Linked DNA regions of Homo sapiens: region 1 is linked to region 2. A link is a loop called in an ENCODE intact Hi-C map of the cell type or tissue named here. Cell type or tissue: GM12878. All regions are shown on one strand. Links, peaks and the distances in the headings refer to the core of each region. The heading gives the core; the rest is flanking DNA.

Region 1 (11,419 bases), core at 2,314-10,313, 88 kb after region 2:
GCCCAGATGGCACCTTCCCACCTCCCCAGCCCCGTAGGCAGCAGGCAGAGCCCGGGGCTTAGCTTACTTCTTGCCAGGGTGGATTTGTTGTCTCTGTGGGCTTGGGCCAGGCCAGGCCAAGGCTGCTTGTGTGGTGCCAAGGGCAAGGCCAGCAACCCGAGGAAGATGAGGAGCCTCCAGAGTGGACACATCATAGGGTCTGGGACCTGCAGATGTCAAGAGTGTCAGATGGGGCCTGGGCAGACGGCTTTGAGGGTGGCAGTCTGGAGGGATGGTCTAATGGTTTTCTGCAGAAAGATGACATCAGAATTAGCCCCCAGCATGCTGTGGGGAGGGGCTGCACTGGACCCTGGCGCTGCCACCAGGGCTTGCTCACATTGGGAGAGCAACATGTGGAACCCTGGGAGGAGGCCAGGGCTCCAGAGGGAGGCCTTGTTGCTTGGAGACACTCACCAGAGTCTATTGTTGGGTCATCCAACAGGAGTCCTCTCCCAGACCCTGGCACAGGCTGGATGTTAGTGACTCTTTAGTGAACCAATGAATGAATACATTTGAGTGAGGATGGCTAACCCCAGGCTCTCCAATTGGGTTAGGACTTTCTTAAGGGCATGACCAACCACTTCAATCCCTACCACGATACTTGCTTGTCAGAAATTGAGTGTTAATGAATGTTTGTTGAGTGACCAAACGACTGAATTGATGAGTGGAGATGGTTGATCTCTGAATCTCCTCTGAATTATGAGTTTCTTGAGGGCAGGGTATGAGTCTAATTAATCCTCATGTCTACAGTGCCTCCCATGTTTGCCACATGGTAAGTACTGGTGAATGTTTGTTAATGCTACAAATGAATGAATAACTGGATGGATGGATCTTATCTTTCTGGATAAGAATTACAGACTCTTGAAGCCAAAGCATCAGGTTGACCTTGGAGCCCTGGGGTTGGGATTCAGAGAGAATTCAGTTTAAGTCCCCTGTCCTCACTCTTAGGAAATGGTGCCAAGTCCATCTAGTTGTTCTACTCCCAGCCGGTGGAGCTGCCCTTTCCTCCCCTTTTCCCATCTCCCACAACCCATCTGTCAGGAGATCCTGCTGACACTTCCAGAACATGACCACATATAACAACTACTCCTCAGCCACCATCAGCTTGATCTGAATTATTGCCAGTGGGTCCCGGCTGGTTTCCCAGCTTTTAACTGTGCCCACCCACAATCTCTTCCACACAGCAGCCTGAACAGTCATTTTAAGATGTAAGGTAGGCCGGGTGCGGTGGCTCATGCCTGTAATCCCAGCACTTTGGGAGGCCGAAGCAGGCGTATCATGAGGTCAGGAGTTCAAGACCAGCCTGGCCAACATGGTGAAACCCCGTCTCTACTAAAAATACAAAAAATTAGCTGGGTGTGGTGGCACATGCCTGTAGTCCCAGCTACTTGTGAGGCTGAGGCAGCAGAATCACTTGAACCCAGGAGGCAGAGGTTGCAGTGAGCTGAGATCACACTACACTGCACTCTAGCCTGGCAACAGAGCAAGACTCCAACTCAAAAAAAAAAAAAAAAAAAGATGTAAGGTAGACCACCATGCCACTCCTCTGCTCAAAACCCTCCAGCATTTCCTACTGCACACAGAGCAAAAGCCACATTCCATGCAACACCTCCCAGGCCCAGGAGGGTCCCTGCATCCTCTTGGACCGCACTGCCTGCAGCTCTCTCTTCCCCACTCCACTGCAGCAGCACAGGTCTCGGATGTCTGGGCCCCACCTTGCCATTGCTGTGAGCTCTGAGACAAAGGCGTTTGTCACTGTCCCTGTGCTGTTTCCCCATACTACGGGCGACATAGAGGGTCCCATGTGGATGAGGGATGGGAACGTCCTTTGCAAATTTCACAGAAGCCTTGGGGCTATTCTTGGGCAATTCACTCTGGTTTTGTAAGAGATTGTACTGAGAAAGCCTTGGTTCAGGGTGTTGGCTTTCCCTGTTTGAGGTCCTTTCTCAGAGTTCATGCTCCCCTTGGGGATGTTTGTAGAATATCACTTACTTCAAAATGTATTTTTCTAGCCTTCCTGGTCTTATGTAAGTGGTTGGAATTTTGTTATTTATTGTCAAGAAAACAGAGAAGAGTGGGCATTGTCGGGAGGAACAAATCTGTTGTCCTTGGCTCTTTGGACATCTTAACATGGGGCAGGAGCTGTTGGTCCTACCTCATCACAGGCTGTGGTTCTCAGGGCCACAGAGCCTAATGAAAGGACAGCATGGAGGGTATAGATTTTCAGAGCTTGATGCATGACAAGAGAGAGCAGATTTGGAGGGATGAGAGGGCCCTGCTCAGGGGCTGGGGACTGGATTTGAAGCCAACTCGGTGCAGGATCACATGCAGTCCAGAGTATGTGCTTTAGGGTCACGCAGACCGGGGTTCAACTGCTGACTCTGTCTCTTGGCAGACTCAGCTCCCAGGTCTGTAAAAGGATCACAGTGCAGACCTCAGAGCTATAGTGAGGATTAAAGCGAATCATGCTTGGGCCAGTCCTCCAAAACCATGTTATTATGATGATCCTCCTCCTTGTCCTTACGCCTCTGAGCCTTCCTCACCTGTAAACCAGGGAAGCTGATGGAGTCAGTGACATGGAGCATGAGAATCCCAAGATGGTTCCTGGGACACGTGTGCAATGAATGCAGGAGCCACCTCTATCAAGTACTTTCACGAATGAAATGCAACTCCAGAAGGCAGGCAGGAATGATAGAGAGGCTGAGATGGCAGTGAGGGTGTGATGGTCCTGGAGTGAGCTTGCGCGTGGCTGTTCAGATGGTGGGCTTTGCTGTCATTCATTCAATGAATAAAACCACTAAAATCAATGAACACTGAGTGTCAGGAGCCGTGGGCTCTGGGGATCCCACAGAGAGTGGTCAGGCAGGGTCCTTGTCCTCATGGAGCTCACATACCAGTGGGGAGACACACAGTCTTCAATTATCCCTGCAACTGAGCATATGATTATGAAATATGGCCCAGAGGTGAAGGAGGTGGGAGGTACTGTGAGAGGGCACAGGGAGGGGATACCTGGCCAATGGGGGAAAAGGGATGTCAGGAAAAAGACCTCCCTGAGGAGGTGGAGTTTCTTTAGCTGACATTCAAGGAAAAAACCCAGGGTGGCTGGGCACGCCACGCTGGTGCTCTCAGGAAGGATGGTGGTGGATTGAGGACAGCTCCTTAATGAGCAAATACTTGGAGGCTGGCGGGGCTGGCGTTTCTCCGTTGGGACCCGTTCCCTGTGTGAAGCCTGCTCTGTGGTCTATCTCATTCCGTCCTCATCCCACAAAGGTGAGGAGACAGGGACCCAGAGAAACCCAGCGGCTGCCTAAGCTCCCAGCCAGGAAGAGGCTGAGCTGGCATCCCAGTGGGCTGTCTTGCCTTCCCCAGAACTGCCTCAGACACTGTTTTCCTTGGACACTGGCGCTGTGGAACACCACTGAGCCTCACACATTAGCAGCCTCCTTCACTATTCCAAATAGCTTTCCTTAAAACAAGCTTCTTTACCTTCTTGGGGGACATTTTGAAAATGCACTGGAAGCTTTGGTTTGTCTTTTAGGAAAAAAAAAACTCACCAAGCCAAACAATGTTGCACACAGTACCAGGATTGCCATGGACCTCTTAAGGCATGCCCATGGGTTCAATGGTAAAACCCTTGCTCTCCTGGGAAACTGGCTTTCAAGGAGTTTGACTTTGAAAAAAATTCATTTATCCATCCACCCAACCATTATTTACTGTGGGCCAACTGTGTGCCAGGCACTGTGCTTGACTCTAGGGAATAACAGTCACCCTATTCCCCAGCAGCTTATCATCTGGTGAGGGAATCAGAACAAGGTGAAATAAACAAGAAACCAAATAACCATAAATTGTATTAAGGGGAAAAAGCTTACTGTAAGATTGGAAATAGCAAGGAGGCCACATTAGACCAGGATTAGGGAAGGTCTCAGGCGACATTTGAGCAGAGCCCAGGAGGAGAGGAGGAGATGGAGCCAGGCTTGAGTATAAAAATGTGGAAGGGGAGCCAGGCAGAGGGAACCATGAGGGCAAAGGCCCTCAGGTGGGAAAGAGCTCGGCAGGTTGGAGGAAGAAAGGAAGACAGTAGTGGCTGTCTATGGGGTGAGAAGTCTGTACCCATGTGCCCAGGGAGAGGGCCTGTCTCACATCCCTGGCTGCAGGAAGAGCTGTCCAGTGGGACAAGGAGGCAGGAACCTCCCTTGGCAGAACTCCGGGCCAAGCAGGCTTATGCACACCTGTGATCTCTAACGGCCAATTGGGGTGGCCACTTCCCCTCCTTGGGGCTCTAAGGAAATTCCAGGTCCCTAGCAAAAGGCAGAGGTCCCCAAACTCCAGGGAACAGCAGAGGAGGCAGAAGCATTAAATGCAGATTCCTGAATCTGATTTAGTGGGGGCTGGGGGGAGGTGCTGGGAGCTGCCTTTGGAATGAACACCCTAGAGAGATGATGCAGGGGGTTCAGTCCATACTTTGAGAGTTACTCTTCTAAGGAATGGAATTCATTATTCATCTAGTCATTCATTCATTCCATTCTTTTATATATATATAAAAGATATATATATATACACACACATATATATGTATATGTATATATATATACACACACACACACACACATATATATGTGTTTAACATACATATGCCTAACAACTGTACAGAACTAGGGGCTGGAACCTTAATCCAAAGGCGAATTTCCTTAAAATGGCAGGGGAAGAGAGAGTGGGGACCGTTTCTGAATGGCATATTGGGTTTCACAAAGGAAGAGTTGACCTTTTCTGGGTTCTGAGGGTAGCCTGGAGAGGGCAAAGGGAAAATGGAAATGCTGGAATTTCCAGGGGAGCATCACCGAATTTTGGAGGGAGAGATGGGACTTGTAAAAATGCAGATTCTTAGGTCACCTCTGATGAATTGAGTCAGGCTCTCTGAGGGGGATCCTGGGAATAAGCTTCTGGACAATTCTGATGCACACGGTGTGTGAAGATCACTTAGCTGAAATAATAACAGTGATACCAGCTAACAGTTATTGAGTGCTGACTGAGCTCCAGGGGCAAGCTAAGTGCTTTACCTGTAATGACTTATTGAATTCTCAACACAACCCTTTGCAGTAGGCACTGTTATTATTGGCCTCCTTTTGCAGAGGCACAGAAATGTTAAGTAAAATCCCCAAATCCACCCAGCTGGGGAGGGGTGGGGCTCAGATGGGAACCAGGTAGCCTGGCCTGCAGAAGGGAGCTCAGAGGAGCTGTTGCTCATTCCCCACCAACTGCTTCATCCCACACCCCATTCTGCTGCCCAACATGATCCTCAGCCCCCATTCCCCCAGGCACAAGCATTGCAAGGAGAGGCAGGAAGAATAATAAGGGCAGATGGATGTTGAGCCCTGACTCTGGAGACACTTGTCTAAGGACACACAGCTGATAATGTGGAGCTAGGATTTGAACTTGGGCTGCCTGGCTCTGATAGGCTCTACCTTGTTTCTGGATAAATTCACTTACAGCCCTTAACCTTCCCTCGCAGGGGTCTGCAAGCTTGTTCTGTCCGGCTGCATTTCCTCTTATATACTACAGAGGCCAATAAGATTCCGTGGAACACACATGGCAAATACCAACATTTTCAGTGAGTTGAACCACCAGATAGACTGAAGACTGCAGGTCTCACCATAACCATGAACACTCTGGACCACAAGGGGGCAGGAACCAACCTGTCAAGTCCCGGGGCTTACATAGCAGGAGTGTTCTCAGGAGGAAAGGAGCAAGGCAGGTCATTAAGGATAACCAGCCAGGCACAGCCTCACCTGCCCTTAAATGTCAGCCAGTAGGAAGAGGAAACCGGCATGGGTCCTTCTTTTAAAAATGCACATTCAACCTGTTTGATCATTAATTTTATTCTTCAGCCAACTTGGCTTCTCTTCTGCTTCCTGCTGCGTTTCTCAAAGGGACCAAACTTGCTTTCTCTCTTCTTCCATTTTCTGCTTTTGGATCCCAATCCCCCTTTTAGTAATTTTCTCCAACACATGTCACCCCATATTTGCTCATTTTGCTTTACCTGATCCTAAATTCTCGTGGTTGCTGGAGATAGCTGCAGCACTAAATTTCTTCACCCGGATCCTCTGGGAATTGGGGAGCTGTCTTTGGGAGAGGGATTGTGTGACTCTGAGGGTGACATTCTCCATGCTATTGTGCAGTGTGTGGCAGCTCCCAGGAGGGAGCCTTTATCAGGGAGTTGGCAGGTTTCACTAAGCCCCTCCATGTGCCAAGCAGTGAACAGGACAGATAAAAATCCAGCCCAGTGTTCAGCCCTGAGGTTGGAACAAGCTGAGGAGGCAGCACAAGAAAGCCAGTGTGACCAGAGCAAGTGAGACAAGGGGAGAGTGGTGGGGACGGGGTCAGGAACATGCATATGGACACAAACAGTGTGCCCACAGGCCCAGTGAGGACCCAGACTTTCATTCTAAGGCAGACGTAAGTTTGAGTCCTGACTCTCTCATTCTTAGAGGTGCAGCTTGCACACATCACTGCACCTCTTTGAGCCTCAGTTTTCTCACTTATTCAAGGGAAAACAACAGTTACTTCCTAGGTTTATCATGAGAATTAAATTAGAATAATACTTTGGAGAAGGAAGCCATATTGTAAAAAAAAAAAAAAAAAAAAAGAAAGAAAAAGAAAAGAAAAAAAAAATGATGGCCGGTTGCAGTGGCTCACATCTGTAATCCCAGCATTTTGGGAGGCTGAGGCAGGTGGATCACTTGAGTCCAGGAATTTAAGACCAGCCTGGCCAACATGGTGAAATCCCATCTCTACTAAAAATACAAAGATTTGCTGGGCATGGTGGCACACGCCTGTAGTCTGAGCTACTCAGGAGGCTGAGGCAGGAGAATTTCTTGAACCCGGAAGGCGGAGGTTGCAGTGAGCCGAGATCACACCACTGCACTCCAGCCTGGATGACAGAGCAAAACTCCATCTTAAAAAATGACCAGAGGTTGAAGGTGAGGAAGGAGAGGCAGTGAATAGCAGCATATGTTTTGGGAAGTTTGGTGATACAGGGAAGAAAAATGGAGTTACCAGGGCCAGGATAAGGTTTCTCCCATAAGTCACAACTTTGTAGGCTGTTCCTGCCTGAGGGCGCTGGGAAGATGAGACCAACATTCCCACTGCACAGTGATGAGACTGTGGCCAAGAGGATGGAGCCACTCAAGGTCAAAAAATCAGTTCAGAAAACATCCCAGACAAGACAGGAAACCTTTTTAAAATTTTAATTAGCCTTTGGGAAACATCATACCAGAGTGTTCAGATGTTTATGAGATAATGGATAAATCAACCCAAGTATCCTCCCCTGCTTTTCATACTTTTGTTATCATGACCAGACCCACCATCATCTCTGGCCACGTTGCCCCCATCCACATGGCGCTGTGGAAGCTGGACAGTTTGCAGTTCAGAGCTGCTAAAAATTTATTGTGGGAAGATTACAGGGAATCAGCACATGGGTTCTGGTGAGGATTTACAGGGAAATAACCTCCATACCCGGAGAAGCAGGGGCTCTTTTGGTCCAGGGTGGGTCATGCAATTCCAGGCATCAGCTGAATAATCAACACGATCTACGCAGGTGGTGTCCTGGAGTGTGGAGGACATTCCAGGGAGGAGACTAGGATGCAGAAGCTGATTCTGTGTGAGATAATCCAGGTATTAGTAAATTTCACACCCTTTCTTCCGGTCAGAACGGACAGCCTTTCCCGCTTCTGCCCTCCCCCTCCGCACTGGCGTGACTGCTGTCCGTGGTGCTGAAATCTATTCCTGTCGGGACACCCATCCACTGCCTCTCTCTGGATAACGTTTTCTCATTGTTTCCCTGGACTTCCTCTCATCAATTAAGGTGGCTCTTCCTCGTCGCCTTGGCCTACTTCACAACACAATAATACAAAATATCACCAGGTGCCCTAGCTAATCAAAAGACATATTTCTTACTTTTAATATTGGCAACTCAGTCACATGTATAAAACACTTTATAGGCTAAACCAAACATGTCTGTGAGCTGAATATAATATGGGGGGGGGGGTGTCACAGATTTGGGACTTCTGTGCTAAGTGGCAGCCTAGATATATTGGCAGGAATACATGAGATGCCCTAGACCTTTCAACGTTTTGCAACTGCCAGCCAATTTACTTAGAGAGAGCTGCGTTGTCCAATATGGTAGCCACTAGTCACACATGGATATCAGCATTTGAAATGCAGCTAGTCCACATTGAAATGTGCTGTAAGTATAAAATACACATCAGACCAAAGACTTACTGCAAAAATAGAATGTAAAATATTTTATTACTTTTATATTGATTCCATGTTAAAATGATAATATTTTGGATATGGTGGGTAAATATAAACTAGTAAGGTTAATATAATCTGTTTCTTTTTCCTTTTAAAGATGGCCTTGCCAGAAAATTCAAAATTACTTGTGTGTCTCCTGTTATATTTCTATTGGATAACATTGGTTTAGAGTATTACGTAACTAAGCTAATTAACTCAAGGATGTGGATTCCATTATGGTGTTGGGCACTTAATTTTTTATGTCCCCTGTCATGGACTGTACCTTCTTACAGCCCAATTCATCACATGTGACCTTGTTCTCACAAAGCATGTGTACAGCATAGCTTATTACATGCTTATCCTTACTCCTCAGGGGAGGATACCTCTGTCCCCCATGACTCCTATGGGCAGTCACCCAGAGCTTCTCCCCATTGCCCAGAGCTTCTCCCCATTGCCCAAAGCATCAGACCCTTTCCTGCTTCTGTGTACTTGCACATGCTGTATCCTCTGCTTATAATGTCTTTTCCCACAAAGTGAGTCTTTATCATTTTTCAATACCCAGTTTAAATCTTGCCTTTTCTGCAAAGTCTCCTGGAAGTCCCCTGGCTACTGGGTCTTGCCTCTCTACTTCCATAGAACCTTAACTGAGCACCTCAATGCACATGAAATTGCCGATTTATTTGTTTTATCTCTCGCTAGGCTGGGAGCTCTTGAGGTCAGGGGCCAAGTGTGATTCATTTTTGTAATCCTGGAACTTGGGATAAAACAGGGAATAGATAAAGTCCCTGACTTCATGAGGTCTACATTCTTTTAAGAGGTGGAGAGAAAAGATACATATAATATAGTAGGAAGTCAAATAATAATGAGTGGTATGAAGAAAAGTAAAGCAGGGAAGAGAGTGGTGGATGTGCCATTTTTGAGAGACTTGAGATGGTGACACCTGAGCAGAGTGTATTCAGCACTGAAGAGTTGCAAATACATACATGATAAATGAATGAATAATGATATCTCCTTTTATAGAAACTCCCTTCCTTTTCTCTGCCAAATATCACTCTTGTAAAGATGTCTCCTACAACTGAGCTCCCTACACACTCCAGCCCACGACGGCCTCCTTTCTTTACTTCAAAAAGGCAAGTTCATTCATTTCTGCCTCAGGGACTTTGCACATGTTCATCCTCTTGCTTGTGATACTTTTCTCCTGGGTCTTGGCACAACTCCTTCTGCCTTATCATTCAGGGCTCAGCTGAATTGTCCCTTTGTTCCCCAAAGAGCCTCTGTCTGACTGTATTAATTTGATGTCTCTCTCTCTGCCCCCACCCCAGTTACTTTTGCCCACATCCTCCTACTTTGTTTTCTTCTGAATACCCACCATCCTCTGGAATTTAGTTGACTATATATTTATTTCCTTATTCACTGTTAGTATTCCCAACTAGAATACAAGCTCCAGGAAATCAGATTCCTTGTCCATCTTGTTCACTGCTGTATTCCTAACATGTGGAATAGAGTCTAGCATATAGTAGGGGCTTAACTAAAATTTAACAAATGAATGAATAACACACTTATAATGACCCTAAAGGCCAAAGGTCATCACTAAGCAATGGAAACATGCTCTGGTTTCTCACCGGATTGATACACACATAGCTTCTTCACTTTGGGGACATTTAGATGGTGACTTGGTACTTTTCCTGCAGCAGGACCAGATCTAGAATGCAAAAGAGATACTCAGACTGTGGGGGTGGTGGAGGATCAGAGAGGCCAGGGAAGTTTCCCCCTTGGAGCAGCACTGGGAGCAGAATGGGGATGAGAAATGAGCCCAAGGTGTGGAGACAGAAGGCTGAGGCTGGAAGCTCTTATTTGTCACTGGCTGTCTTGTATGATTTAACTGACAGTTCTTTATCCATGCAGTACAGTGACTACCAGTGTGGGCTCTGTAGCTGGAGGATGCGGGTTCACTCTGGCTCTGACATTTTCTTCCATGGAAATATGGGCAAACATTTTGATCTTCCTTTGTTTCTGTTTCCTCATCTTTAAAATGAAGATAGTGATAATACCTAGTTCACGGAGTTGTATGGACAGATCAAATTAACATATATAAAGTCTGCAAAGAGCCTGGCACATAGTAAAGCACTTAATATGCATTTAGCTTTTATTGTTATTATTTTTTACTAAGTAATCCTGGATAAATTGCTTAAAGTTCTTGGATCTTGGTTTCCTTATCTACAGATTGGGAACAACCACTTCTTCCCAAGCTAATCACTTAAGAGCTCCTACATTGGAATGAGACAGTGGAGAAAGGTGCCATTGCTGCAGCCGGAGTCTCCATTCACCTGGCCATCTCTCTGAAGTGATGGCCCATAGTAGAGCGAAGGTGTTGGTTGAGCTGTCCCATTCATTTGAGTGGGCCCGGGAACACAAGCTTTGGGAGTTTTTAGGCTCATCCAGATTAGTTGCCTCAAGCTTCCTACCTCATAAGTAGTGAGTACTGGCCGGGCTCACTGGTGGTGGTTCACACCTGTAATCCCAGCACTTTAGGAGGCTGAGGCGGGTGGATCACTTGAAGTTAGGAGTTCAAGACCAGCCTGGCTAACACAATGAAACCCCATCTCTACTAAAAATACAAAAATTAGCCAGGGATGGTGATGCCTGCCTGTAATCCCAGCTACTTGGGAGGCTGAGGCAGGAGAATCGCTTGAACTCTGGAGGCAGAGGTTGCAGGGAGCCGAGATCGCACCACTGCACTCCAGTCTGGGCAATAGAGTGAGATTCCATCTCAAAAAAAAAAAAAAAAAAAAGTAGTGACTTCCCAGTCAATGGAATAGGCAGAAGTCAGAAAATTGCTTGCTGGGAGAGCCACTCGAGGAATTTTAGAAACTCTGGCATCTGGCACTTGGCAGGACGAGTGAATATTCAGTGAATGAAGGCATATACCTTTCAATTCAGCATTTTTTTTTTTTTTTTTTTTGGTGGTGGAAGTTTGAAGTCCTGCTGGGGGCCTGAGCTGCTGAGATTCAATCTTGCATTTTTTGCTTTGAGTTCTGGCAGATATGAAAACTTTGGATGCTTGAGGTAGCGACTACTGAAAGGAGGCAGT
Region 2 (11,419 bases), core at 1,536-9,535:
CCGGCCAGCCCCCCATGGTGCTTCTGTGGGGACCTTGTTTGAAGCAAATCCTGGGCAATATCTGTTTTGAGAGTGGACCATTCCAGGCCACCCCCTGTGCCCTCAGGCACCACCTGTTAACACTTACTTGGAACCAGCCAATCCCAGAGTTCATCAGCTGGATCCGATCAGAGCTGCAATGGAAGATGCCTGTGAGAGCGGCCCCTGAAGTCCCACTCATTCACCATCCACTCATTCAACAGCGATTTATTGAGCACCTATTATGTGCCAGGCACAGTGCGGGCTCCAGTGAACCACATGAAGCCCTTGCGTCGTGGAGCTTGCATTCTAATGGCAGGGGTGGGGTGGGGGGCATAGAGGGGGCACAGAAAACAAATAGCAGTCCAGTGAGCAGAAAAATCAACCTCAGGAGTCAGGGCTGTGGTGGACAAGGAGGCCCAAGCTCCTTCAAAGGGCGCCCCAATTCCTGGCTCGACAGTTTGTTGCTATGTAGGATTGTGGGCACAGGGCAGCCAGATAGTCTGATTTGATATGTGCACAACTCATTTATATTAAACAGCCCAGCCCTATGTGGGCTGATCAAAAGAGCCCTGGGCCTGACTTGTCCCCAGAGGCTCCAGCTGGCAGCCCCTGCACTCACTCTGGGGCCACAGGAAAGTGGCGGGGAGGGAGAACAGGCAGGGTGCAGGAGGCAGCTGGAGCCCTGCACTTCTGTGCCGGGTGACTGTCACTGCCACGGCCTGGGAGGTGTCCAGAGTGGGCTGGCCGCGGCTAGGGTTTGCCTGTGCCGTGGCTGCTGCAAGGCCTACTTCATTTTCCTCCCCATTCCCTCACATGCAGTCCTTGTCAGCAGGAGCATCCGGAAGGACCTCCCTGCCTACCCTGGAGCCGCCTTCACCTGACAGCCACAAAGTCGGTGTTTAAAGAAACCCATGGTTACCAGGCGGGACTCATTTCCATCAGCAGAATCTTCATGATGATTTGTGTGTTTACCTGATGTTATTCAAGTTGAGTATAAGTTGGTCACCTTTGGTGTAAAACTGAGCTTCCGAGCTGGCTTCCTGCAACAAGAGAAGCCCAGGCCCCATTGTTCTCAAGAGGATCCGAGTGTGGAATTAGGGGTTATGCAGGGAGGCTCTGGGGTCTGAATCTCAGTTCCTGGCTCTGGGACCTTGGCAAAGGGTTTGACCTCTCTGGGCCTCACCTGCCTCATCTGTTAAATGAGATAGTACTTGCCTCCACTCCCCATTTAACAGATGACAGTCTAGGCTTGCTGTGGGGAATGATAATGATGACGATGACGACGACGAAAGCAGCCACTATTCATAGAGCCCTCACTCCCTTACCCTAGTGTGTAGGTGGCCCAGCTCAGGAAGTTTTCATATTCCATTTTTCTGGACACACTGATTGGCTCAAGAATGGGCAACTGACTCAGGCTCATTCAGTGAGAGTCAGCCCTGAGATGTTTGCTGGAACTATTGGAAAGATAGGTTCTTCCTGCGGTGATTGCCAAGCTGATAGGATATGAGCCTAATGCAGCCTGGGGCACTACCATGAGGGAATAGCTTGCCTGAGGATGAAGGCAGCACAGAGGAAAACAAGGCTGCTAGGTGGGAGAGAGGAGAATGAAGAGGATATTGTTTGAGCACCTGGGTCCAGCTATTCCCGAAGTCAATAGCATCTAGACTTTTTAGTTATAGGAGCTAATACAATTCCTTTTGTGCATATGAGTTGAGTTTCTGTCCAGAGATTCCTGACTAAGAAAGTCACAGGGTTAGAATTGGACCCACAAAGCTCCTGGCTCTTGGTTCAGAGCTCCCTGTCCCCTGTCCCTGCTAAGTGATGAGAGTGGTGGAAATGTTTAACAAAGCAAGAGGGCGAACAGGAAAAGTAGACAGAAGGGTCCCCCTGGTTGCTGCCAATATCGCAGACAACTGAACTCACGATGCCCAGGGTGAACAAAGGGCGGAGGGCTTCACTGGAGGGAAACACTTCCAGCACGATCAGTTGGGCCACCTTGGCATGGCCTTGGTCTATAAAAAACTCGGGAGTGTCCTGAGTTAGGATCTTCACGATCTGGGTAGATCCCAGCTTATCTGCAGCCTGGAAGGAGATCAGACCCACATGTGGCCTCCCAAGTGCCCACCATGGCCCACAGGCTCTGTGTGTGGCCTGGCCCCTGCCTGCCTTCCTGGGCTCCCTGCTCCCTCACGTGTTCCAGCCACCCTGTCCTTCTTGCAGATCCTTGAATGTTGTGTTGTTCTCCCTACCTGGCAGCCTTTGGTCTCCTGTTCCCTCTGTCTGGAATGCCCTTCCCTTCAGGGAGGCCTCCCTGACGTCCCAGACTGTATCAGGGGCCCAGAGTGTTCTCATGGCCCCTAGAACCTGTCCTGTGTTACTGCAGCTGTAATGGAAATACTATCCATGTGATGATTTGCTTCAGGTCAAACTGGCCTGCTAGACTGAAATCTCTGTGCGGACAGGGATGCGGTTTGAGTGTCCCAGTGCTGGAATGAAACACTAGTCCCACTAGATTCTCCTCCCCAGAGGCCTGTGTCCAGACCACAGCAAACACCCCTCAAGCTGCAGATGGCAAACAGACCAACCTTTTCATTGATCAGCCCGATGCTTGACTTCAGCCGATGGGCACTCTCAGGAAGCTGAGGGTGAGAGGAGCCAGAGAAGGTCAGTTGGAGGGCACAGGGAGGCACATCTCCTGCACCCCACTGCTGGGAGGAAGGTTTCCCAGGACCCCAGAAAAGCTGGGTGGGCCCAGTGACCCAAGCCATGTGTCTGTCATTGGTGGAAAAACAGCCCCTAGGTCAGCTTCTATGGGGCATGGGGTCCTGCTGGCCTGGACTTTTACTGTGGGCTGGTGATGGTTGTGGGTCTGGGGGCAGCTTCCTGATCTCAGAGGACATAGAGAGGTGATTTCATTTTTACTGCAATCATGAATGGGCTAGTTGGTGACCACTCCCTATTTTCTCGCCATCCCAGTCCCCTGAGAGCTTGGTTATTGGTTGTCTGTCAGCTGCCCTGAAGTTCTGCCATCCTCCCATAACGTTGGACCAACCCTTTCCCCCTCTGGACCTCAATTTCCCCGTCAGTCACCCGGGAGGAGGTGGCACAACATAGTTGACTGGTGGTGGTTATCGGCTGTGCCCTGTTAATAAGGATTCCAAGGTTGTGTCAGCATCCAGACTCAGTAGAAAGGAGAGCCTTGATCGATTAGTGATGTCTGCCATGAGTGTCATAGTGGTGAGCAGTGGCACAGTCGCCATCCCTGGACTACTCACTATCTGAGATGTATTTATCACCCCTGGACTACTGCATATCTAAGATGCCTTTTGATTTCACGAGACTGTTATTTGGTAGAGGAAACATTTGCATCAGATTCCAGAGGGTAGAACCATGACTGGGGCTGGATGTTACCGGGAGGATTTTAGGTTTAGAGCTATGTCAGAGGCAGGGTCTATTAGAGGAGGGAGTGAGATCTCCATTAAACTGAGCCTGATGGAGGATTCCTGCTTAGGGGCACCCTGTGTTCAGGAAATTCCTATGATGTGGCCTGGGCGGCCCTATTCTCTGCCTTGTGCTGAGGTTTACCACAGAGTCCAACAGGACCATGAATTCTTCTGGAGAGAGCACAGCAGCCACTGCAGCTTTCACCACGTCCTGACTCACGATGAGGCTGAACGGGATGTTGTCCAGGGTGGGCATTGTCAGGGAAGCTGCAGAGTTATTGAACCACTTGGTCACCTTTCCCTGTGAGTCCAACAACTTGGCCTGAGGAGACAGAGCAGGGAGTCAGCTAAGAATTTTAACTCTGCAGCTTACCCAATAGCAACCTAGAAGGAAATGACACCATTCAGCCTGTTTCCTTTTTGTGCATTTGTTGCCAGGAAGCTTAGCCTGGAGCTCAGGTGTGTGGCAACATCTACTCCATCTTTGCCCCTCGGATAATCTCTGACTTTTATTTTTTGTACCAGATATCTTCGTTTTTTTTCCCATGCTTCAACTTCTCAGACACCTCAAACCCTTTGGATGGAGGGAAAATTAAAAACTACAACAAAATGGAAGAAACGATTTGATGCTGCAGTTTTCCAAAGGATCCATAGAAACTAGTCCAGGGGCCAGGCGTGTTGGCTCATGCTTGTAATCTTAGCACTTTGGGAGGCCGAAGTGGGAGGATCATTTGAGCCCAGGAGTTTGAGACCAGCCTGGGCAACATGGCGGAACCCCATCTTTACAAAAAATACAGAAAATTAGCCAGGCGTGGTGGCGAGTGCCTGCAGTCCCAGCTACTCAGGAGGTTGAGGTGAGAGGATCGCTTGAGCCCAGGAGGTCAAGGCTGCAGTGAGCTGTGATGGCACCACTGCACTCCAGCCTGGGTGACAGAGTGAGACTCAGTCTCAAAAAAACAAAACAAAAGAAACCTAGTCTGGGATTCATGCTACCAGGATGGTCTGGCCCTTTGGGGCGTCCAGCCACAGCATGGCTGTGCAGCTCCACATTGGACAGGGAGCTGACAGTTACTGGGCACTTCTGGTCTGCCAGGCATGGTGTGGTCTCATTTCATCCTCTCCTCAGTGGCCATTATTACTGACATTTTGCAGACAAGGAAACTGAGGCTCAGGGAGGTAAAGGAACTTGCCCAAAGTCACATAGCCAGGGAATCATAGAGCTAGGAGAGAAACTTAGGTCTGTGTTTCTTGATCCTTGGCTTTTGTTTCAAGGTTGTCATAGGTTTGGGGATTGGCAGGGACTTGCCTGAGAGAAAGGCTGAGGGCCCAGTGTCCCCACTCGGGCCCCCCCATGTCACTCTGGGTGACAGTGAGACTCAGTCTCAAAAAAACAAAACAAAACAAACTTGCATGGGACATATTCAGCCTGCAGTGATTTTTCTAGATCAGCCCGTGTCCTAATGGTGACCAGGATTTTCTCTCCTAACACAGGCCCATGCTATCTGACTCCTGGTGGTCAGAGAAGGGCAGCAATGTCCCCACTTCACCCTCAAGGTCCTGGGACACTCACCCCCAGGTAGAGCTGAATGGTGTCACCCTTGATGGCAGGATACAGAAGGTCAAACTCCAGACGGTCAATGCTGAGGGAAATGGGCACTGCTCAAGGACAAGAAGAAAGTTCTGTGAGGGTGGAGGGCAGTATTGGAGGGGGAAGTTGGGGGGCTGCTTCCAGGTGGAGCTGTACTGTTGCATGGGGGGGCAGGTAGGGAGGAGCAGGTAATAATGATGTTGATAATAATGATGCAAACAGTGATGACAGTGACATTTATCGAGCATCCACTAAGTGCCAGGCCTCTGCATGTCAGCTGGTTCATCTGCATGATAACGTTAGGAAGTAGGTCTTATTATTACCCCCTTTTACAGATGGTGAAACCAAGTCTGAGGAAAGGGAAATGACCTGTTCAAAGCCATACTATGAGAGCATGGGAACCCAGTCGGTTTTATGCCAAAGTCCCGGTTTGGAACGGAACTGAACTATTGTATGTAACACTCCACCGCCCCTACCAGACTGAAAGCCGCGTCCCCCATGCAGGTGGTTCTGGGTCTGGACACCCTATGAGCACCTGGATCTCAAGGAAGCTTAGGCTGGAAGCCAGAGGCCTGGTAACATCTACTCTGAAATCCAAACTGGCTCCTCTGCTCCCCCCAAAGATCTCGTGTTCGCGTCAGAATTCCCCACTTGGCCGCCAGGTGGCGGTGGTGTGTCACCTGCCCCGGTGTATGGCCGAGGATGGGGAGTGCTGGAGGGCCAGGGACCGGCCGCCTACCGCTCCAGGGAGACCTCCGGGCCCGTCCTCGGGGCAGCGGAGGAGCCAGCTGGACTTCGGTTTGAGCCCCAGTGACCTTGGCTGGTCTCTTCTCGCGTCTGAATCTGTTTCCTCGTCTTAAAATGAGGGTATAGTGCCCGCCAGGGCAGCACATGTACTAAAATCGGAAGGACATAGAGACGATGAGCATGACTCCTGTAAAAATTACTTTAAAAAAAGAAAAAAGGTCCGTCTCCAAAAAAAAAAAAAAAGTATATTAAAGTCAATAAGGTCCCCGAAAATGGCTATAACAACAACAAAAAAATGTGATTTACAAAGAGAAATCTACAGACTTGTCAACAAAATGTAATGTGTGAACTCTGGATCCTACTCTGAATACTGACCAAATATCTGACGATTGGAAGAACTCTTTGGGAATTAAAAAAAAAAAAAAGAAAAAAGGAAAGAAACGGCGGTAGAATAGTAATTCCTGCTTCATGTATACAACTGGCACCTAGTAACGGCTCAATCCGAATGACACTCGCTCAGAACTCAAGTCTTCCTCTATCACCAACTGCCTCTGTGAACTTGGACAGTGACTTCATTGCTCGGAGCCTCTTTCATCACAGTGAAGGGGGGTCATGACTGCCACCTCATGGAGTTGTCTGAGGAGTCAGTGAGATGTGCCTATACAAAACACCCAGCGGGAGGGCGTGGCCCATGGCAGATGCCCTGTGGCGCTCAGTGCATGCTGCTCTCCCTTCTCCTCTCTGGTCGCCCTTGGAATGAGCCTCTTCTGATCCCAAAGTGCAGTTGGTAGACTTTTCTTCTTCTCCGCCAGTTTCCACTCTGGGGGCCTGAGCATGGCAGAGTTCTGATGTGGGGGCAGGAGCCTGTGCCCTCCCGTATCTGCTATGCTGGGGGAGGGAGAAATGACTTCCTTCCGTCTTTGCCCTTCGAATCATCTCTGATTTTTATTTTTTAAACCAGATATCTCAGTTTTTAACCCATGCTTTAATTTCTCAGATACCTCAAACCCTTTGGATGGAGGGAAAATTTGAAACTGCAACGAGATGGATAGAACTATTTGATGCTGCAGTTTTCTAAAGTATCCATAAAAACTAGTCCGGGGGCTGCGTGTGATGGCTCATGCTTGTAATCTTAGCATCTTCTGTCTGTCCATCCATCCATCCATCCATCTATCCATCCATCCATTTAGCATGCATTTGTAAGTGCTTCTCTGTGCCAAGAGGGACACCTGCTATGTGCCCAGAACTTTCCTGTAGACTTTTATTCCTCACTAACAATCCTATGTTGTAGGGATGGTTAAGCCCCATTTTATGGATGAGGAAACCGAGGATGAGGAGGTAAATTAGCTTTCCCAAAGTCATGGAGCAAGTCAGGGGCAGAGCTGGGATTTGAACTTGGGGCATCCACTGACCTGACAACTGCACAAATAGTAAGAGCTCATGAAGTCCTAGTCGTGGCGAATTTCTGTCTGCGCGTCTGGGGCAGGGATCAACTGATGCTTGTCTCACCTGCTTCTGGGCCTGAGTTGCAGCTCAGGCCTGACTTGGGGAGGCCTTCCCTTGGTGGAGTCAGGGTCTGGAGGCCAGCTCCGTAGTAAAGGAAAAAGTGGGAGAGAGAGCAGAGCACCTACCCTTCACCAGCTGCAGGAGGTCTGCATACATGCCATTGAAGGAAGCCTCGATCACGGGACACAGCTGCAACAGCATAAGCAAGGGGCTCCATCAGGGAGGGGCCAGAATGCAGCCCCACAGCAGCCCCGGGCTGTGCCCAGCCCACCTGGCCTGTGTCCTACTGCTGTGCCCATGGCCAGCCAGGTTCCATCCATGGGTTGAGGATTCATTCGTGTGTTGAACCCAGCCTGCAGGGCCACCTGGGACCTTTTGCAGTGGTTTGTCCCTTTCCCTGTGCCCAGGGTGTGCTTGGCCTGCCAGCAGCCCTCCCTCTCTGACTCCTTGTCTTGCTCACAGGTGTCTATGTTTTCCATGAGAGTGAAATGGAGGCTGGGCGCAATGGCTCATGCCTGTAATCCCAGCACTTTGGGAAGCCAAGGTGGGTGGATCGCTTGAGGCCAGGAGTTTGAGACCAGCCTGGCCAGCATGGTGAAACCTCATCTCTACTAAAGATACAAAAAGCCAGGCATGGTGGTGCACTCCTGTAATCCAAGCTACTTGGTTGGCTGAAGCACAAGGATTGCTTGAACCTGGGAGGTGGAGGTTGCAGTGAGCTGGAATCGTGCTACTGCACTCCAGCCTGGGTGACAGAGCAAGACTCTACTTTAAAAGAAAAAACAAGAGTTAAATGGAGAATTTGTTTATTCATACAGCAAGTTGCTACTGAGTTCTTTTCACATGTCAGACTCTGGAACAGAGGCCAGCAAGGCAGACCCAACCAGACTCCTGGGCAATCTCTTTGTGCCCTTTGTGGCTTTCTAGCCCAACACATCCCTTTGCTCACTGGGCACTTCTCTTCCTAAAATTGCCAGCAGTCCTCAACAGGGGGAGATTTTGTCCCCAAGGAGACATTTGGAAATTTCTAGAGACATTTTTAGTTGTCACAACTTGGAGGGGATGACAACTAGTGGGTAGAGGCCAGGGATGCAGCTAAACATCCTACTGTGCATAGGACAGCATCCAGACAAAGAATTATCCAGCCCAAAATGTCAGTACCACCAAGGCTGAGAAACTCTGACCTAACCTAACCCTGACCTGAGCTGTTCTGCTTAGGGAGAAGGTCAAACATTTGACTCACTTTTCAGGGCAGTGCTCCAAGATTATTGAGGACATTTTTGTCTTGTTGACCACCCCTTAATACTCTTGAGGAATGACAATGCCTTTGAGAAATGTTAACTCCTATGAATAACCGTTCCCTGCTCCTGGCTGCATTGCCAATCTAGAGCCCAGAGAGGATGGAAGACTTTCAGCTCAGAGACTCCCAGCAGGCACTGCCAGGGGAGCCTGTTTCTCACCGGAAAGTGTCCCGGGGAACCTCTGCATTTTATCCCACAATTCCCCATCCTTCATTTCTATCAGCAGGTCTCAATCCTGGCTACACAGTAGAGTCCTCTGGGATACTAGGACCCACCCAGACCAGTTACTTCTGAATCTGGGGTAGGGCCTAGCCATTAGTATTTTTTAAAGGTTTCTCAGGTTCTGATGGCTCTGATGTGCAACGAGGGTTGAGACCCATGGATTTACACTGAAAAAGATTTCAACATTTTCCCTCCCTCCCTCCCTCCCTCCCTTCCTTCCTTTCTTCCCTCCCTCCCTCTCTCTCTTTTTCCGTCCTTCCTTCCTTCCCTTTCCCTTCCCCTTCCTTCCTTCCTTCTTTCCTTCCTTCCCTTCCCAATCCCCTTCCTTCCTTCTTTCCTTCCTTCCCTTCCCCTTCCCCTTCCTTCCTTCCTTCTTTCCTTCCTTCCCTTCCCCTTCCTTCCTTCCTTCTTTCCTTCCTTTCTTCTCTCTCTCTTTCTCTCTCTCTCTCCTTCCTTCCTTCCCTCTCTCTCTTTTTCCTTCCTTGCTTCCTTTTCTCCCTTTTTTTCTCTCTTTCTTTCTTTCTTTCTCTCTTTCTTTCTTTCTTCTTCTCTCTTTCTTTCTTCTTTCGAGTCTCACTCTGTCACCCAGGCTGGAGTGCAGTGGTGCAATCTCGGCTCACTGCAACCTCCACCTCCCAGGTTCAAGCAATTCTCCTGCCTCATCCTCTCTGATTCTCCTGCCTCATCCTCCCGAGTAACTGGGATTACAGGCGCCCACCACCATGTCTGGCTAATTTTTGTATTTTTAGTAGAGATGGGATTTCACCATGTTGGCCAGGCTGGTCTCAAGCTCCTGATCTCAGGGGATCCTCCTGCCTTGGCCTCCCAAAGTGCTGGGATTATAGGAGTGAGCCGCCACGACCAGCCTAGCTAGATTTTTTTCCATGCATCTTATGGAATACTCACAATTATATAAAGCAAGTCATTCCATCATCCCCATTTTATTTATTTATTTATTTTTAATTTTTTTTTTTTTGAGATAGAGTTTCTCTCTGTCGCCCAGGCTGGAGTGCAGTGGCGTTATCTCAGCTCACTGCAACCTCCGCCTCTTGGGTTCAAGTGATTCTTCTGCCTCAGCCTCCCAAGTAGTTAGGATTACAGGTGTGCGCCACTGCGCCCAGCTAATTTTTGTATTTTTAGTAGAGACGGGGTTTCGTCATGTTGGCCAGCCTGGTCTCAAGCTCCTGATCTCAGGGGATCCTCCTGCCTTGGCCTCCCGAAGTGCTGGGATTACAGATGTGGGCCACTGCGCCTGGCCTCAACATTTTCTAAATGAGCTCCTACCAGACGCTCACCTCTTAAACGTGCTATGCCTTTTCCCTTCATGCCAAATAAAATATTTCTATGACCATCATATCAAATCCAGTGAATGTAGTGGATTTGCTGATGATAATGGGATGCCGGCTTTCACACATTGTTCTTTCTACTTAGCTTTTCACCATTAAAGACAGATACTATGCAAGGAGCATTGTATAATTCCAAGTTTTTGTCATCTTTTCTACTGGAAAATATATTTTTAACTATTAAAGTGTGATGCCAGATAAAATATGATTTTGCTGGAGGCTGGGAAGAAAATCTACAGCTGGGTCCTACTTTATGAAATTCCCACCTTGAAACAGATAAATAAAATTATTCAAAGAAACAAAATTTTCTTTCTTACATAAGAAAATTCCAATGTTATGAAGTTTTTCACTTTTGGATTCCCTTTAAAAAACTCCCTGGATACGTACCTTTGCTAAAAGGTCGGAGTCTCAACATTCTACCTATAAGAAGCCATTGTCTTGAACTTTGAGATCACACAATTCATTATATTCATTGTTCATTATATTCATTATATCACACAATTCATTAATTCATTATATTGGTTCCCTCCCTTCTCATCTCTCTCTGTCTCTCCCCATTCTCTTCCAAAAAAGTACTGGAGAAAGGTAGCTTGAATTGGGCTGAATCAGTATTGCTTCTGAAATTAACCTTTTAAGATCTTATTTGAGCTTTATTTAGTTTTTGATTATTCACTTATTTTTCCCTGGCCTCTTTAATATGTAGATATTTCGACTATTAAAATAATGGATCTTCCTTTGACTATACATGCTACTCTTAAGCTTTACTAGTGCAGAAGCAGAAGTTGAAAATCATAACTCCAGCTTATTAGAGAAACAAACGTAATAGTATATTGTACAGTTGATGTATATTTCACAAAATGGAGATTAAATGTTTTACTGTATTTTTCTTGAAGGTAAGGACATGGAAGCCAACTTGGAGAAAAATAAAAATCTCCATTGTTTTAAAGTACTCTTAATAAGAATCACATTGTTTATATAAAGCAGTGTTATTTATTTATTTAGTTTTTGAGACAGAGTCTTGCCGTCATGCCTAGGCTGGAGTGCAGTGGCACAACTGTGACTCACTGCAGCCTCAACATCCTAGACTCAAGCGATCCTTCTGCCTCAGCCACCTGAGTAGCTGGGACCATAGGGGCACACCATCATGCCCAGCTATTCTAATTTTTTATTTTTCTGTAGAGATGGGTTTCTCTGTGTTTTCCAGGCAAGTCGCAAATCCTGGGCTCAAGTGATCCTCCCGCCTCGACC

What was found. Hi-C counts contacts between places; a loop is a spot of excess contacts. Peaks named below come from ENCODE experiments on the same cell type or tissue, not always from the same donor. Only the 100,000 strongest peaks of a DNase experiment are listed, where the experiment ranks them.
Region 1: a loop joins it to region 2, with 2.8 times the contacts of the local background. A loop is called at or near these places in 4 of 110 quality-filtered maps.

Annotation. Positions count from the first base shown.
Region 1 is chr20:33,206,312-33,217,730 of GRCh38, reverse strand. It overlaps BPIFA3 (BPI fold containing family A member 3), which reads right to left and starts at 379. Exons shown (of 7, transcript NM_178466.5): 1 at 68-379. The coding sequence starts at 194. It also overlaps the pseudogene BPIFA4P. In GM12878, for the core only: a CTCF peak has its summit at 5,719 (motif pointing right); no DNase peak of the experiment used is centred there; H3K27me3 peaks cover 342 bases.
Region 2 is chr20:33,293,600-33,305,018 of GRCh38, reverse strand. BPIFB1 (BPI fold containing family B member 1) reads right to left here. Exons shown (of 16, transcript NM_033197.3): 7 at 7,431-7,494; 8 at 5,035-5,120; 9 at 3,607-3,786; 10 at 2,607-2,660; 11 at 1,945-2,103; 12 at 994-1,061; 13 at 128-173. LOC124904888 (a long non-coding RNA gene) reads left to right here and starts at 6,495. Exons shown (of 2, transcript XR_007067566.1): 1 at 6,495-6,586; 2 at 6,797-6,902. It overlaps LOC105372594 (a long non-coding RNA gene), which reads right to left and starts at 6,806. Exons shown (of 2, transcript XR_936685.3): 1 at 6,175-6,806; 2 at 5,166-5,948. In GM12878, for the core only: a CTCF peak has its summit at 5,712 (motif pointing right); a DNase peak (open chromatin) is centred at 5,729; H3K27me3 peaks cover 116 bases.